2 separate regions of the Homo sapiens genome follow, and region 2 is linked to region 1. Evidence: read pairs that join two places in POLR2A ChIA-PET (ENCODE). Cell type or tissue: PC-3. All regions are shown on one strand. Links, peaks and the distances in the headings refer to the core of each region. The heading gives the core; the rest is flanking DNA. Region 1 holds the start of TRC-GCA8-1 (tRNA-Cys (anticodon GCA) 8-1). Region 2 overlaps DPF3 (double PHD fingers 3).

The links. Peaks named below come from ENCODE experiments on the same cell type or tissue, not always from the same donor. Only the 100,000 strongest peaks of a DNase experiment are listed, where the experiment ranks them.
Region 2: POLR2A ChIA-PET joins it to region 1 with 6 read pairs; 1 of 35 experiments calls an interaction of 5 or more read pairs at or near these places.

The regions. Positions count from the first base shown.
Region 1 is chr14:72,960,412-72,963,327 of GRCh38, forward strand. TRC-GCA8-1 (tRNA-Cys (anticodon GCA) 8-1) reads left to right here and starts at 2,560; the gene lies at 2,560-2,631. It also overlaps a transcript of DCAF4 not described here and the pseudogene LOC100420966. In PC-3, for the core only: no CTCF peak of the experiment used is centred there; DNase peaks (open chromatin) are centred at 1,330, 2,030 and 2,590; H3K27ac peaks cover 2,204 bases.
Region 2 is chr14:72,655,807-72,658,722 of GRCh38, forward strand. The region is part of intron 8 of DPF3 (double PHD fingers 3); the gene reads right to left. Among named protein-coding and RNA genes, the nearest start is that of MIR7843, 140 kb to the left of the region's middle. In PC-3, for the core only: no CTCF peak of the experiment used is centred there; a DNase peak (open chromatin) is centred at 1,605.

The DNA of each region.
Region 1 (2,916 bases), core at 221-2,720:
AGTGCTGGGATTATAGGCCTGAGCCACCGCACCTGGCCCGATTCTTAAATATATTTAATCCGTCCGCCCCAGTTATCTAAGGCTCTGACCTCTTCCTTCTCCCACCAGCAAACCCCAGGGCAGTTTGCACTGTGCCCCCTCAGCATTGTGGCTGACAGTCTTCTGTATTCTCTTTCCCACATTCAGGATCATGGTGGCACAGGAAGGGATGGCTGGATAGTAGAATGCATCCTCCACATCTTCAGGAAAGGACAGAGATACCTCAACAGGAGAAGTTGGGCAGAGACAGGCAAGTGCTGCCTCCATTTCCAGCCTCATGATGGTTCCTGGGCCATAGCAAAGCCTGGTTGAGGGGAAGAGGCCCAGGGACTGCATCTTTCCAGCTTTTCTTCACATACACAAGCAGATGGTGGCACAGTACTCCCTGATACTAGCTAATAAGCACCTACTGTATGTCAGGCCCCCCCCACCTTTTTTTTTTTTTGAGACATGGTCTCACTCTGTCGCCCAAGCTGGAGTGCATGAGTTGCAGTAGCACAATTACTACTCACTGCAGTCTTGACCTCCTTGGGCTTGAGCAATCCTCCCACCTCAGTCTTCTGAGCAGTTGGGCCCACAGGTGTGCACCACCACACTCAGTTAATTTTTTATTTTTTGTAGAGATGGCGTCTCCCTATGTTTCCCAGGCTGGTCTTGAACTCCTAGGCTCAAGTGATCCTCTGGCCTCAGCCTCCCAAAGTGCTGGCATTACAGACACGAGCCATTTGTAAGACACTTCTCACCCTCACACTAACCCCACGGCACAGTTTGGGAAACAAGTTTGTTGAGTTAAAGTGGTTTGGCAAGAAGGGCTGAGCTGGGATTAAGATTCCGCTCTTCCCAACTCTGAAGCCCCTGTTCCCCTCACTGCTGTGTCCTGCTCATTTTCCAGGCCCAGGTTAACAACAATGGGAAAGAGTTGAGAGATACTTTTCTAACAGGGTAAACCCTCCTCCCAGCCCAACTCCACCATCCTGGGCCACTCCTCTACTCACATGATCCTTTGTACCATTTGGTCCAATTGATCTTGATCTCATCCATTTTTTCCACATGGGTCAGAGACAAGGGTGAGATTTTTCTCATTTCTCGTGGGAGAAAGGCAAGCTCTGCCAAGCCCAGAATTTCTGGCCCCTCCTGTCCCAGCACAAACCATTCACAGTCTTCCCGCAATTATTCCTGGTGCAGGGTTTTATTTCTAGGAAGCCTTCTGTCCCTCAACCTCACCAGCCCTTGGCTTTTCAGCCCAGAGGCTCAGGACATTTGAGGATTGCGTGTTTGGCTGTGGGCATGGGGAATGCAGTGACTACACCTGGTTGGCATCCCATACCACACCCAGGGGAATGGGGAAGCCAAGAGGTGGACTGGAAGCAGGCTCAGGCCTCTCTCTCCTTGCCCCCAAGGGCATCCTCTCCAGCAGATGGCCACTACAATGCTGATGTCAAACTGGTCAGTGGGTTCAGTGGAAGGTTTGGCTACCGCGGGAACACCCCAGCTCTCCGTCGGAGCACGTCTGTCTTTGGAGAGGTCACCCACTTCCCTCTGTTCTAACAGCATCTCTTCCCTTCATAGCCCTCAACCTGAATTTCTAAGACAGATGTTTAGGTGAACTCTCAATGTTATTTTACATTAAAAAAATTTGTGTCTCCAAGTGTGCCGTTTCTTCCCTGAGACTGGAGGAAGGAGCCAGCTGTACTCTCAGCTTCTCTTACCCTGGAGAGGAGGTGAGACGAGAAGGGCTTCTCAGGCCTATGCCCTTGCACTCGGAGAGGCTTCACTTCTACCCTGCCAGTGGGATAAGAAGGAGCCACACTATTCATCCTCAATAAAACACTTCCCCAGCTATCAGCAGGACCCCAGGATCAGAGCTGGCTACTGTTTCCATCAAGAACAGAGCAAAGGCCAAGCTCCGTGGTTTATGCGTGTAATCCCAGCACTTTGGGAGGCCGAAGTGATGCCGAGACAGGAGGATTGCTTGAGCTTAGGCAGTTGGATCACTTGAAACCAGCCTGGGCAACATGCCAAAACCCTGTCTTTACAAAACACACACACACACACACACACGCATGCACACTCTCTCTCTTAGCCCAGGCTGGAGTACAGTGGTGTGATCTCAGCTCACTGCAACCTCCGCCTCTCAGGGTTCAAGCAATTCTCCTGCCTCAGCCTCCCTAGTAGCTGGGATTACAGGCGCCTGCCACCACGCCCAGCTAATTTTTTTTGTATTTTTAGCAAAGACGGGATTTCGCCATGTTGGTCAGGCTGGTCTCAAACTCCTGACCTCACCTTGGCCTCCCAAAGTGCTGGGATTACAGGCGTGAGCCACTGCGCCCAACCCAGGATGTCATTTTTCAAGTGTTCCCTTTCAGTTTATTGGTGGCCAAGGGAAAAGCCAAAGCAGATGATGGATAATTAAGAAGGTGGGGCTTTAGGACACAAAGCTTGCCAGAACTCTAGTGTGGGTGGAACTTGATTGTATTGAGTCACCATAAGTGGACAAGGAAGGAGTTCCTGATAGGTGAAGGGGGTATAGCTCAGGGGTAGAGCATTTGACTGCAGATCAAGAGGTCCCCGGTTCAAATCCGGGTGCCCCCTTCCCGGATGTTTTCTCATTTAAAAGTAAATACTGTCAGCCACAGCGTCACCAGAAAAGATAGAGGGATTTTCAGCTTGCTCTTGTGCTAAAATTGCTCCTCCCACATTCCAGCTGACCATTAGGACAGAAAGCCCCCCTTTAGGACCTCCGCTGCCTTCCATTAAGACCAAGTACCTGAGGAGATTCTAAATCTATGAGTAAGTCTGAGAGCTGTGAACACAATTTGGCCATCGGGTGTGTGTCAGAGTATATATAAAAATGTTCCTTCAACATATACTTTTGAA
Region 2 (2,916 bases), core at 322-2,821, 300 kb before region 1:
TGGTGAGTTAGGCACCAACTCTTCCAGGTCATCTAGCTATAATGTAAAACATTACAGAACTAAATGGGGACCCCAAGAGGTCATCTAACCCATGCCCCCAACTCTATGCAAGAGAAATGCTTGGCTATCAGTGAGTTCCGCATCAGCCTCGACAGTCTAAAATGCTTGGTGTCAAAAGAACTGCTTGTCTATTTGTTTTAGGCACCAAGGTGTTTCTCCTGTGCTCCCTGGAGACCAAATGTAACTGGTCAGTGCCTTTATCTCAGTGATACACATAACAACAGCTATTAAGTGACCCCTAATTCTTTTCCCCAAGTTAAACAACCCCAAATCCACAAACCTTTCCTTAAAGGGCTTATTGTTCATCCTGTTAAACATATTGTTAATAAGCTTTTCTGTACTTTTTGGATTTCCCACAGTCTTTTTCCGCTAATTCAAACACAGTGGTGTCAAATATTAAATAGAGCTGAAGCATTGCTTCCCAGACCTTCCACATCATTCCTAGTTTAACGCAGCTTGGTTATCATGCTTTCTTAAAAATAAACAACACAATACTCCTCCAGCTTGTGATCCACTACGACTTCCAGATCTATCTCAGCTATAATTGTGCCTTGCCAGGTGATGGCCAATAATACAATCAACATAATCCAGTCAAGCAGATTGATGCTAAACCATTGATGACCACTGTCATCACCTCTCAAAAAAGTATTTCCTAGTCTGGTGTAAAGAAAGATCAGGTAACCAAACGATGTGTGTCGTTCACACAATGTTTAATAAAATACAAAGCATAGCATTTTCTAACTTTTAGTTTGAAGACTCTTTCTCCTCCTGGTCTATGCCTGAAAACTAACTTCTGGGTGACTTCATATGTGATCACAGGGTAGAACTTGGAGAAAATGAAACAGATATTTAACCTGCTTATCCCAAACACTGCCCCTTTTCAGGAAACTTGGAGGTAACTGGGGTAACTTAGCAATAAACCCCGCTGAAAGTTATCCTGAGGTCTGAAAGTCACTGATCCTCTCAGCACAATGGAGTATCCACTAACAATGGCTAAAGAGCATCTCTTCAATAAACTTAGCTTGACTACTACCACCTATCATGACTAGCTCATCGACCACCCTTCAGGATCATTTCATGTGCAACTAGTAAGAAGGTTTCAATTCAGTAGTAGGTCTGGCATCAGTAATCTTCTCCACCATCCAAGGAAGAACATGTTATCTTACTGGTTGTTTTGGGAGGTGAAGTAAGAAGTTGGGAAAGTGTGATTCTGAATATGAAGAATCTGAGTACTTAGGAAGAAATATATCTCAGCAACATCCTCAACATTCCATAATTAACCACTTTAAGGAGCCACAGCCATTAAAGAATCTGTGCTGACCCCAAAGAGACCATTTCTCTAATGGCAACAACTCCACATCTCCCAAGTTGGGCCCCACTCATTGTCTCCTATCATTTGTCTCATACAGATGAAACTCTACCATCTATGTTCACTTAACTCATAAGACCCAAGTTGCTAGAGATGAATAATATTAGTCATGATGTCCACAATGGAGAGTCGCTGTTATGCATTGCTGGATTATTCATAGACACTTCTGGTAAACATGGCACTACTGCAGTTTGGACTCTGTACCAAAACTAGAAAAACTAGTAAACAGCTTTCCAAAATCTTGTGGTGAGATTTTTCTGGCTGTGAAACATTTGTTGCATTTGGCCATGAAATAGTTTACAGTACTGATCATGAAATGCATCAGTAGCCTTTCACCTGGTAATGTGAAATTCTCTTTCCATAGTCCTGAAGCTTAGAAAATGCCCTATTACCACCACCACCACCACCCCCAACTGAGCAGTGCAATACTCTCATTTCTAAATTAGGGATCAGCAAACTATGTCTTGTGGGCCAAATCTGGCCAACTGCTTATTTTTGTAAATAAAGTTTTATTGGAACACAGCCATGCCCATTCCTGTACATATCCTCTACAGCTGTTTTCATGCTTCACCCAGAGCTGAGTAGTTGTGACAGATGTTTGCCTTACAAAGCCTTAAATATTTACTATCTGGTGTGTTACAGGAGAAATTTGCTGATCCCCATTATAAATGATAAGGCAAAAAAATTTCTTATTCAGAATAACCTCCTCTCCAACCCAACAAAAGAAAACAAAACCAGAAAACAACCATGACCCCAGCGAGTAGTGTTCGCATACTTAAAAGCCAGCCTAACTCTCTTACAAAGTATACTCTGAAATAAGATGCATACAAAACATAAAATACTATTTGATGGCACAGTAGGGTGACTGTAGTCAGTGGTAGCTTAACTGAATATTTTAAAATAATGTAAAGAGTGTAATCAGATTGTTCATAACTCAAGGGATAAATGCTTAAGGGGCCGGATACCCCATTCTTTATGAGTGCTTATGTTCACATTGCATGCCTGTATCGAAACATCTCATGTACCCCATAAATATCTACATCTACTATGTATCCACAAAAAATTTAAAAAATTTGTAAAAGTCTATATATAAAATACTTACAAGGTTAATTTAAATTAAAATTCCGGAAGGATTTTTTTAATGAAAGGAAGTTCTGAAACTGATGATTTAGGGATATAATAAAACTCAAATATGGTTCTAGTTACATGGAGTGATTTGGGTTTCTTAGAAAAGAAGGGTAAAAGGAATGTGATGTAATAGACAACTGGTCATCAATAAGAATAAACTGAATTTTTTAAAAAATCTCTAAACTGTACAACTCTACCCAGAGTTCTAAAGAGAAGGTCTTCCAGGTACATGCAGAGGAAAAAGAAATGGATAGGGGAATGTTTTCTGGTGGAGCCATATCTTGAATCATCCCTAACATGTGCTGAATAATGACCTAGCTCCATCCAGAGACCAACCCAGGGACCCATTCCCACCACAT